Regions from separate parts of the Homo sapiens genome. Here all the other regions are linked to region 2. The links are chromatin contacts, found by Hi-C or POLR2A ChIA-PET in ENCODE. All regions are on one chromosome and are shown on one strand. Each heading gives the region's core, a stretch centred on a gene start or an enhancer-like site at or near the end of the contact. The rest is flanking DNA. Distances are from core to core; before and after follow the strand shown.

Region 1 (3,600 bases), core at 976-3,475, 190 kb before region 2:
AAAGTTAGCCGGGTGTGGTTGCACATACCTGTAATCCCAGCTACTCTGGAGGCTGAAGTGGAAAGATTGCTTGAGCCCAGGAGTCAGAGGCTGCAGTGAGCTATGATTGCACCACTGCACTCCAGCCTGGGTGACAGAGTAAGACCCTGTCTCATAAAACAAAACAAAACAACAACAAAAAGCCAAAACGAGAGATTCTCCTCACATTTTTGTTTTCCAGGAAAACAACATGCTGCAAAAAACCACCTTTCCCCATATGACTTTGTATTAGTCTGTTCTCACATTGCTAATAAAGACATACCTGAGACTGGGTAATTTGTAAAGGAAAGAGGTTCAATAGACTCACAGTTCCACATAGCTGGGGAGGCCTCACAACCATGGTGGAAGGCAAGGAGGAGCAAAGGCACATCTTACATGGTGGCAGGCAAGAGAGAGTGTGTGCAGCAGAACTCCCCTTTATAAAACCAACAGATCTCATGAGACTTATTCACTATCACTAGAACAGCATGGGGAAGACCCGCCCCCATGATTCAATTACCTCCCACTGGGTCCCTCCCACAACATGTGGGAATTATGGGAATTACAATTCGAGATTTGGGTGGGGACACAGACAACCACATCAGACTTCCATAAGGCCGAGGGATGTCCCCCTTATTTATCTATGAAAGGCCAGACACAGACCCTCCAAATTCCCATTCTTTGCCTCATAAATGATTAGCTGAACGGCCTGTTCCCACTGATCCATGGAAACAAAATGCTTGCTAGCCAGACTTGGGTAAGTTTCACTCCTTCTTCCTGGACTCTGAACTTTGACCAACTCAGCCTGAGCCTGCAGGCAGCCCCTCCAGAGCAGAGGCTGCCTCAGGGTGACATTTTCTGATCTATTTATCTAATCACATCACCCTTTCATCCCACTTTCCACACCTGGCTCTTTCTAGCCTTGTTCTTTCTACAAAAGAGATCATCTTTTCGCCTAACCCTCAAGACCCTTGCAGATGGCATGGTCAAGCCTTCTGCGTTTTGCAGTGCTCTCCATCCCAGCCCCTGTTGCAGTAGCCCCTTTCCTCCCTTGCAAAAATCTTTCAAATAGTTCTCTCCCCACTGAGTCTGGATTTGTGTTTTATTTGACGTGTGCTTGCAAAGTCAAATCTACAAGACAAGGCACATTTCTGAGCAGACTGGCTTTTATATCTGTCTCTCACTCTCCTCCCCTGGTGGCTTCCCTCTCCCTGTAGGTAACTTTTTTCCTTTTTTTGGTTTATCTTTTCATTAAAAATATGACAGTAGGATTCTATGTCGTATCCTCTTTCCTTTTGTTTAAGAACAGTGGTAGCCAATTGTACCCACCTGCTTCCATTTGCAGGTAAGAGCCTCACTCTCTTCAGCCCTCTGTGACTCTGAAAAGCCATCGGCAGGAAGATCAGTGGCTGCTTTGCCCTAAGCGTCCTCAATGAGATGAAAGCGCTTTGTAAACCAGTGGGCCTCAAACTGGAGTGTGCACCCCAGTCACCTGGGGGTCCTGTTCATAGGTCCCACCCAGACTCCTAACTCAATAGGCTTGGCACGGGGAGCAGGAACCTGGATCTCTCAGAAGTTCACAGGGCTGCTGCTGCAGCCTGTAGTGGTGAGGGTGTCAGACTTTGAAAACTACTGGTATCAGTTCCCCTCAAGGGCAGGGCAAATGTTGGTGAGTATTAATAAAACTTCTGTACCATAGAATACAGGACCTGGTTTGACTATAGACCCAGCCTGCCATTCCGGTTTGGGGCTTTCTTTCTTTCTTTTTTTTTTTTTGGGACAGAGTCTCACTCTGTCACCCAGGCTGGAATGCAGTGGCACAATCTCAGCTCACTGCAATCTCCACCTCCAGGGTTCAAGGGATTCTCCTGCCTCAGCTTCCCAAGTAGCTGGGATTACAGGTGCATGTCACCACACCCAGCTAATTTTTATAGTTTTAGTAGAGTTGGGATTCCACTATGTTGGCCAGGCTTGTCCCAAACTCCTGACCTCAGGTGATCCACCCACCTAAGTCTCCCAAAGTGCTGGGATTAGGTGTGAGAAATGGTGCCCAGCCAGGTTTGGGGCTTTCTAAGGCCTCTCTGCTCAAAGTGTTGTCTGAGGACCAGTGGCTTCGCCCAGGAGCACTCAGAAGCACGGGCTGTGCCCTACCCCACACCCACTGAATCAGATTCTAGTTTATCAAGATTCCAAATGAGTCAGAACTCCTGAAGCATGAGAGGTGCTGACCCAAGCCTTCTGCGCCTTGTGGTTTACCTGCCAGTAGTTGATGCCCCTAGAGTGCAAACTCTAGATCTCACCCCATGGCCTGCTGAATGGGCTTTTCCTGCTCTCTCCCCCAAGATAGCCAAGCCAAGGCCCCATGACAACTGGCCCAGGCCTGGGCAATGTTTGGCTTGGCAAACTGCTGGGCAAAGTGGTACCAGGAGCCCTGCCATGCTGTGGCTCAAGGGTCTGTTCCCAGGGCCCCAGCTCTCCCTCCTCTTCACGGTCTCTGGATATGGCAGGTGGATCCTAACAGCTTTAAGGACTGCCTCCCACAGGGGTTGTGGCCTGGAGCTCTCTGGGGCCCAGGGATGCTGGCTTTGAGCCTTTCCTGAAAATGAGTTAGATGGAGGCTCTTTTGGTCCCCTCACCAAATCCACGGTTGTCTGGTGTGGACAGGACGGGCACAGGCCTGAAAGGTGTGGAGGAGGTAAGAGGTGGGTACTCCTCCTGCCCAGCCCAGCCCATCTGCCTGGGAAGGGGCCAAAGCTGCTGGGCAGGGCAGTGTAAATGGTGAGGGGGGCCGGAGCTGTGGGGCTGGAGTTTCTCCCACTGATACCCTACCTGTCCCAGGAGAGACGGCAGCTTCTGTCTGCCTGGAGGCTGGCTCGGACAGTGGAGTTTCTGGAGTGGTGAAAGCCCCAGAGACAGAGCTGGGCCCTGCGGGGAGGTCCTCCCCATCCCTGTTCTGAGATCAGAGCATTTCCTGCCCCACCCCTGCATCTTCTGCCCTTGAGGGCTACCCGCCTGGTCGGCAAATCCTCGGCCATGAGTACCCCCATTCTTCCATCCTGGGAGAGCCCCTTCCTCATCCCACCCTCATTGCCAGCCGGCCCCTCTTTCTCTCTGTCCAATTCCACAGGGTCCCCCAGTAAGCAGATTCTTCCCCAGGCTCCAGGCCTGGCTGGAGTGTGGCTCCAGGCAGGGCTGGGTGTGAATGGGTGTGAGGTCAAGGCCAGGCCCCTGCTCAAAGCCAAGGCCTCTGTGCTGGGTGGCCCATGAGTTCCCACTGAATCCTCCAGCAGCCACATCACTGAGGTGTGATCTCATTTACAGATGAAGACACCGAGGCTCAGAGTGGCCTGTTTAAGGTCATATATCATCAATAGGGTGTTGGCTGAGTCCCAGCCCTGCTCATTCTATTTATTTATTTATTTTTAAAATTTATTTTTACCTTTATTTTTAAAACAAACATCTCAGAGTAAGCCCTGCTCATTCTAACAGCTAAGGCAAGCAGGTCGAGGGAGACAGAAGAGGTCTTGGGTCCCAGATCGGGAATCCCAGTTCTGAGGTGCAAGGGCCGCTGTGCCTCACTGG
Region 2 (3,761 bases), core at 109-2,608:
TTCAGTACAGACCCAAGCATCCTTTTATTTCTGAGTATTTTCAATCTGCGGTCAGTTGTATCCACAGATGTGAAAGTTGCAGATACAGAAGGCTGACTGGACATCAATGAAGGTACAATTACACATTTTGGTGACAAGTGGCAAAGAGATGAACAGAGGACTGTGATGAAGAATGGCAGGGCTGGCAGTGGGCTGCAAAGGAGCCCTGCTAGTTAGGATGCAAATAACAGGCCCCCAAGAAGGTAATATTTATGCCCAACCCTGAATGCCAATGAGCAGTGAAGGAATGTGGAGAGGAGAGCACGGGACTCTGGGCAGAGGGAACAGCAATAGGAAGGTACATTCAAGGTACTCCAAGGAGGCTGGAGGAGCAGACAAAGTGTGGGGGACTGGCACAAGGCCCCCTCCCTCCCAAAGGCCAACACCCCAGGCTTTGGAGCTGGCTGGCCCCCTCCAAGGTGGCTCTGAGAAAGAGGCTTGGAGAGCCAACTCAGCAACTTTTTTTTTTTTTTTTTTTTTTTAAGATGGAGTCTCACTCCATCTTGCAGGCTGGAGTGCAGTGGTGCGATCTCAGCTCACTGCAACCTCCGCCTTCTGGGTTCAAGCAATTCTCCTGCCTCAGCCTCCCAAGTAGCTGGGATTACAGGAGCACACCACCATGCCCGGCTAATTTTTTTGTATTTTTAGTAGAGACAGGGTTTTACCATGTTGGCCAGGCTGGTCTCAAACTCCTGACCTCAGGTGATCCACCCGCTTTGGCCTCCCAAAGTGCTAAGATTACAGGCGTGAACCACTGTGCCTGGCCATTATATCAGTCTTGACCCTAAACCTAACCCTGACTCCCCAGGATGAGAGCACGCAAAGCTCTCTGAACAGGGCCTACCCACGGAAGCCTCATAATGTGAGCCCATTACAGGGCTAACCACACGGGTGCTGCTACCCCAGGAACCCTCGGCTGCATGTTCAGGGACTATAGGACGTCCTCAGGAAACCCCTTCCATGGGTTTGGGGGCTCCCAACATCCACCTGTACCATTCTTGCTTCTCACGGGAAGTAGGCCACAACTATTGTCTATTGTTTGTTCTCCAGCAAGTCACCCTAACTGTCAGAGAAGAGGCTCGTGCTTCAACAAGCAGGGGGAACGCGTCAGGTCATCAAACTTCCTGTGAAAAGTCCCTCTTTGTTTAGAAAAGATGCTGGTTTGTTTCTATGTTTCTGTTAGAGAACAAACAGAAAGCTGCCTGGAAGAGTCTAGAATGAGGTAAGAGAGTTCCAGTCAGCCAGTGGCAGAGGCCCCCAAATCTACCCTGAGCAGAGAGCAGATGTCATCTGCCTGTGACAGGAAGCCCATGGGAAACAGATACCATCTCCCTCTGGGCCCCAAGGCCCATGGGGACTCCGCTGCAGGGTGAGGGCACCCCCTTTGTTATCTACTCACAAGTCACCCCAGAAGTGAGGACAGCTGGCTCCTGGGCCGTGGTGGATGATGGATGAATCCCACCTTGAGATCAAGGCCTGGAGACAGGGCCAGGGTAGCGTTTCTTAGGCACTAAAGAGGCAGCACCAGTCCAACCCTATTCATTACTAGCTCAGCCTTTCCTCAGTGTCCTGAGATGACGAGAATGATAGTGATGACATTGGGGACAGTGACGACAACTGCCATAACAACTACTGCAACAGCAAACACTTGGTCAGCATTTATCACCTGCCAAATCTCAACAACCCTATTATCGTACCCATTTTACAGATGAAAACACAGAGGCTCAGGGAAATTAAGCTGTCGGAGGTCACATCCTAATTGAATCTCAAAGGAGGTAAGGTTCAAATCCAGCCAGCCCAGCATTCTGGCATTTAACCACTAAATCACACCTCGTCTTGGGCAACAAAAGTAGCAAAAGGAAGGACTGGCGCAAACTGTGGCAGGTCCTCAGACATCAGGACCATCTGCTGAAACCAACGGGGCTGCCCAGGGGCAGAAGGAAGCTAAGCTGGGGCTTCTCCGGCAGTGAATTCTCTTTACACCGGAAAACACTGCATGCAAAAAAACAGAAAAACACTGCTTGGGCTTTGTTTTTAAAATAATCGAATTATGTGTACTCAATTTAACACAAAGCTTGTTCTAAAGTTGACTTTGTTCATTCCATTTTCCCATCTGCTGCTTTAGAAGTTGGTGATGGATAAACAACCAATACAGAAAATTTCTGCATCTAGGCGTGTGCATGGAGCTGTGGGTGAGGCCAGTGTCCACAACAGAGACAGTGAGTGCCAGCCGTCTCTACCTTGTTCCTTGCCATTTAGTGACACACCCTGCAAGTCCCAAACCCCAGTGGGCTCCAGAGAGGATGCTCACTGGGAATCAGCACAAACAAGGGAGACTCCGTCCTCCTCTTCCTCTTGTCCTCAGGAATTGTCTGCTTTTGTCCTTCTCCTCAGGGGACCCCATTTCCTATGAGGCAGCATGTAGGGTTTTGGACCTGGCTGGGCTGTGGGGGGTGGGGAGTGTGGAGGAGCTGGGGTGGAGAGGACCCATCTTCTGACATGGGAGCGCCTCCCTGTTCCATGTCATTGTTTGTGTGGCTGAGCCAGCATGAAACTCCCAACCAAAACCACAGCTTTGAAAACACGTGCAGAGGTCACCTAAGCTGCCTCCCGCCTTTCCTGGAGGACAGTTTGGGTCCACGAGCGGTGCTGGACCTCCTTGCTATAGAACCTAAGGCTGGTTCGGTGCTTTTATTGCCTATCTACCTGCCATGTCCTCAATCCCTAAAACAGGGCCCGTCCGCTGAGCCTCCAGCCCCTTGCCATCCTGTGGAGAGGGCTGCCCAACCCAGGGTGGGAATCCCTTGCCTGGCCACGGTGAGGAGTCTGCTGCCCAAGGCCCTGTTATGACCCCACAAGTATGACCCCAGCTCCCAGACGGGCAATCTGACAGCAGCAGGGGTCATCTAAAGCAGCGCCAGACAACAAAACACAGCTAGGCACGGTGGCTCACACCTGTAATCCCACACTTTGGGAGGCCAAGGTGGGAAGATCGCTTAAAGCAGGGAGTTTGAGACCAGCCTGGGCAACACAGGCAGACCCTGTCACTGCAAAAAGAATTTTTTTTTTTTGAGACAGAGTTTCGCTCTTGTTGCCCAGGCTGGAGTGCAATGGTGTGATCTCGGCTCGCTGCAACCTCCGCCTCGCAGGTTCAAGCAATTCTCCTTCCTCAGCATCCTGAGTAGCTGAGATTACAGGCGCCCGCCACCATGCCTGGCTAATTTTTGTATTTTTAGTAGAGATGGGGTTTCTCCATGTTGGTCAGGCTGGTTAGAACTCCCGACCTCAGGTGATCCGCGCACCTCGGCCTCCCAAAGTGCTGGGATTACAGGCATGAGTCACCGCTCCCAGCCCTACAAAAATAATTTTTTAATTAACTGGGCATGGTGGCACACGCCTGCAGTGCTAGCTACTCAGGAGGCTGAGGCAGAAGAATCACTTGAGCCCAGGAGTTCAAGGCTGCAGTGGGCTGTGATCACAGCACTGCACTCCAGCCTGGGCAACAGAGCAAGACCCTGTCTCCATAAAAAAAAAAAAAAAACTCTTCCCCCCCACCCACCCAACCCCAGCAAATGGCCAAATCCAAGCCTAGTGGGAAATCAGCAGAAGCAATAAGAAAAAGCAGTGAAAGCCTCCTTGACTCCATGAAGAATCCACCTTCCCCGCTTCCTCCTCCAGCCACAGGATTAGACAGCGGGTTCCCTTGGCCAGCCCCACCGGCT
Region 3 (3,235 bases), core at 340-2,839, 190 kb after region 2:
CCTCTGCCTCCCGGGTTCAAGCGATTCTCCTGTCTCAGCCTCCCGAGTAGCTGGGATTACAGGCGTTCGCCACCACGTCCAGCTAATTTTTTGTAACTTTAGTAGAGACGGGGGGGGGGGTTTCACCACTTTGGTCAGGCTGGTCTCGAACTCCTGACCTCGTGATCCGCCCGCCTCGGCCTCCCAAAGCGCCTGGATTACAGGCGTGAGCCACCACGCCAGGCCTAAGTTTTGTATTTTTAGTAGAGACGGGGTTTCGCCATGTTGGCCAAGCTGGTCTCGAACTCCTGACCTCAGGTGATCCACCCGCCCCAGCCACCCAAAGTGCTGGGATTACAGGCGCGACCCACCATGCCCGGCCGATTTCCTCATTCATTAATTCACATATCTCGTCTATTAAATGTGTAATACATTGACAATAATCTATTTCACTGCTGCCTTCTAAATTTTCCTTCTGGGCTGGGCGCGGTGGCTCACGCCTGTAATCCCAGCACTTTGGGAGGCCGAGGAGGGCGGATCACGAGGTCAGGAGATCGAGACCACGGCGAAACCCCGTCTCTACTAAAAATACAAAACATTAGCTGGGCGCAGTGGCGGGCGCCTGTAGTCCCAGCTACTCGGGAGGCTGAGGCAGGAGAATGGCGTGAATCCAGAAGGCGGAGCTTGCAGTGAGCCGAGATCGTGCCACTGCACTCCAGCCTGGGCGACAAAGCGAGACTCCGTTTCAAAAAAAAAAAAAATTTTTTTCCTTCTGAGCTCACCTTTATTTCGTACCAAGGGCTTGAGAATTAGATTCGGTTCAAATGGTTTTCAAATTCTAGGTAAAGTACTTCGTCTGCGAACATTAAAATTGTTAAGCAACAATAAAAGGGCCTCTCAGATTGATTTTTTTCACTAACACTAATTTTTCTTAATTTGTTTGTGACGTGCGCTGTATGTAAAAAGTGACGACACTCCTTTCCGTGTGTTTTCAAACACCAAGCAAGTCTGCTGTGCTCCAGGGCGTTTCGCCCTTTGCCAGGTCGCTGTCCCCATTCGCCCCCTCTGAGAGCCTCCATTTCTCAAGGCAATCCCTGTGACACAAACTTTTTACTTTACCAAGATATAAAAGAACCTTGCTTGTTTATTTTAGGCGTCACTCTTCCCCATGATTGTCTCTCACGGTTGAGCGGCGCTGACCTGATGACACCTGCTCACTGCGTTTTCGTTAAACTCAGCATTTTCACGTAGCCAAGACAGGCGATTCCCAGGCTGGATGGGACCTTACTGTAACTGCACGACTCCGCACAAGTCGCTTTGAAAACCAATCTGCAGACGTTTGCTTGTTCTCCAGACAGAAACTCTGACCCCACACTCACCCTTCCCACCCTAATTCTCGCTCGAAGATTGAAGAGCCTGTGAACTGTCTCCCTAACGCTATCCAGGACAGGCCCAAGACGGGAACTGGACCTTGCGCGCCTAGGACTCCGGCGCCGCCACGTCTGTCGGCGTGCGTGACGCCAGCGCGCTTGCGCGCACGGAGACCCGCCCCCTACATCCGGGGCCTGGGCGGCAGCAGGGCCGCCGCGGGGAGGTCACGTGGCTCCTTCCTTTCCGTCTCTGGCCGGCTGGGCGCGGGCGACTGCTGGCGAGGCGCGTGGGACCTTACGCTGGTTCCCCTTCGTCTCCTCTCCCGGCCCGGGCCACTAGAGAGTTCGCTGACGCCGGGTGAGCTGAGCCTGCCGCCAAGATGCCGGCCTATTTTCAGAGGCCGGAAAATGCCCTCAAACGCGCCAACGGTGAGTAGCTGATCGGGGCGCGCCGGGCTGGGGCGGCCCGAGGCCTCCGAGGTCGAGAGCGCGGGCCTGCTTCCCACTGCTCCGCCGCCCGGCCCGCGCGGGGAGAGGAGACCGATGCGGCCTGCCCGCCGCTGTCCCAGCCGGTGGTTGGGCATGGGTTTCCTTCTCACTCTATCGACTGGGGTCTGGGAGGCGCGTAGCCCGGAACCGTCGCCCCAGGGGCCTTTCCTTCCCCCTGCCGCCTCCGGGTGCGTCGCGGGGACCGCAGCCCGGGAGACAGCCCCTACCCGGACTGGAGCTCCCTCCTTGCTGCCTGCGTCCTCTGGCTCTCCAGGTCCCTGGGGCTTTGGTCTGCTTAGGGCCCGCGTCCCCGGCCGCCATCTGGGAGTGCCGGGGAGTAAGAAACATGGCTCCCTCCCGGGGACAATGCACGCGAGAGCCTCGGCTCCACCTCCTGCCCGGGCCGGGAGCCCTACGGACCCACCCCCGGCCTTCCCGCAGCCACCCCCGCTCTCCAAGCCGCGCTCAGTGCTTTGCTGGGTCGGCGTCCACTTACCCTTTACCCAGCTGCTTTATATCCACTTAGGGGCCTCTGACCCATTTAACCTGATTCCTGTTGTTTTGTTTTGTTTTTGTTTTTTCATTTTTCCTGGCATTGATTAGAAGCAGTCCTAAAGCCTGTTTCGAATCACTGGAAGTTGGAATAGAGTTAATGTAAAGGGACTTCAGGTCGCCTCTTAAAGATAACGAAACAGGCCTAGAGAGAGGTTTCCCCAAGGTCACTCCGGGAGTTGTTGAGCCAAGAGACTTAAAACCAACGTCTCTTGACATCCAGATCAGTCCTTTTTTCTCTTTTTTTCTGCCACAGTGCTGCTGTCTGCGATTTCTATTTCTATATGTGTACTTCAGCCATTGGCGCTTGAGGGAAAAACTTGTGTGCCCCGATCTCTCCAAGGCATTTATTACATTGGCGTTCTGGGGATGCACATGTTCTTGGCTAGGCTCTGGGCTTAAGAAACTTTGTGTAGGGTTTTTTTTTTCCCCTCTAACCGGACAATTTTTCTAATCGTTAGGGCATGGATAGCTCTTATTTTCATCCTTCCTTCACCGAAATAGAAGTTTCGGGTTTTACCCATGTTGTAGATGAATATACCTTGTGAGTTACAGTTTTATGTTTGGAGAGCTTATTTTGTTAGCTTCTTTGAAAATTCATCTTATGAAAATGGCAGTTTGAGTCAGCACATAAACTGATAATTTGGCAGAACCAGAGATATGTTGGTCATATACTTTTTAAAGTAAAAGTAACACTTTTTGTCGGGGAGGGAACTGGTCTGTGGAATAGGATAATTCCACATTGTGTGGAATGGAGTAATTGTTTTAAAAACCTATTGAAACTACAACATAGATGTGAGCACTAATTCATTCTAATGATAACCAGTGATCTAATGGTTAGAACA

The links. A loop is a pair of places that touch in the nucleus more often than their neighbours do. ChIA-PET counts read pairs that join two places held with the same protein, here RNA polymerase II (POLR2A). Pooled maps may share reads with other maps.
Region 1: a loop to region 2 is called in a map of PC-9, with 13 times the contacts of the local background. The contact joins two enhancer-like sites. A Hi-C loop is called at or near these places in 1 of 168 maps with a recorded cell type or tissue (PC-9) and 5 of 50 pooled maps. POLR2A ChIA-PET finds 5 or more read pairs at or near these places in 2 of 52 experiments (B cell and activated CD4-positive, alpha-beta T cell).
Region 3: a loop to region 2 is called in a map of CD14-positive monocyte, with 5 times the contacts of the local background. The contact joins the promoter of EIF3A here to the enhancer-like site in region 2. A Hi-C loop is called at or near these places in 1 of 168 maps with a recorded cell type or tissue (CD14-positive monocyte) and 7 of 50 pooled maps. POLR2A ChIA-PET finds 5 or more read pairs at or near these places in 2 of 52 experiments (GM10248 and activated T-cell).

What each region holds. Positions count from the first base shown.
Region 1 is chr10:119,460,201-119,463,800 of GRCh38, reverse strand. No RefSeq gene overlaps it. Among named protein-coding and RNA genes, the nearest start is that of RGS10, 81 kb to the left of the region's middle. RefSeq lists an enhancer at 1,340-1,589. Within about 2 kb of position 2,225, at least 2 of the 41 ENCODE cell types and tissues checked have a DNase peak (open chromatin) inside an H3K27ac peak, as active enhancers do.
Region 2 is chr10:119,266,593-119,270,353 of GRCh38, reverse strand. All of the region lies in intron 1 of GRK5 (G protein-coupled receptor kinase 5), which reads right to left. Among named protein-coding and RNA genes, the nearest start is that of GRK5-IT1, 60 kb to the right of the region's middle. RefSeq lists enhancers at 1,025-1,274, 1,405-1,634. Within about 2 kb of position 1,358, at least 12 of the 41 ENCODE cell types and tissues checked have a DNase peak (open chromatin) inside an H3K27ac peak, as active enhancers do.
Region 3 is chr10:119,079,171-119,082,405 of GRCh38, reverse strand. It overlaps EIF3A (eukaryotic translation initiation factor 3 subunit A), which reads left to right and starts at 1,589. Exons shown (of 22, transcript NM_003750.4): 1 at 1,589-1,778. The coding sequence starts at 1,730. RefSeq lists enhancers at 1,375-1,669, 1,097-1,859 and a silencer at 1,865-2,124.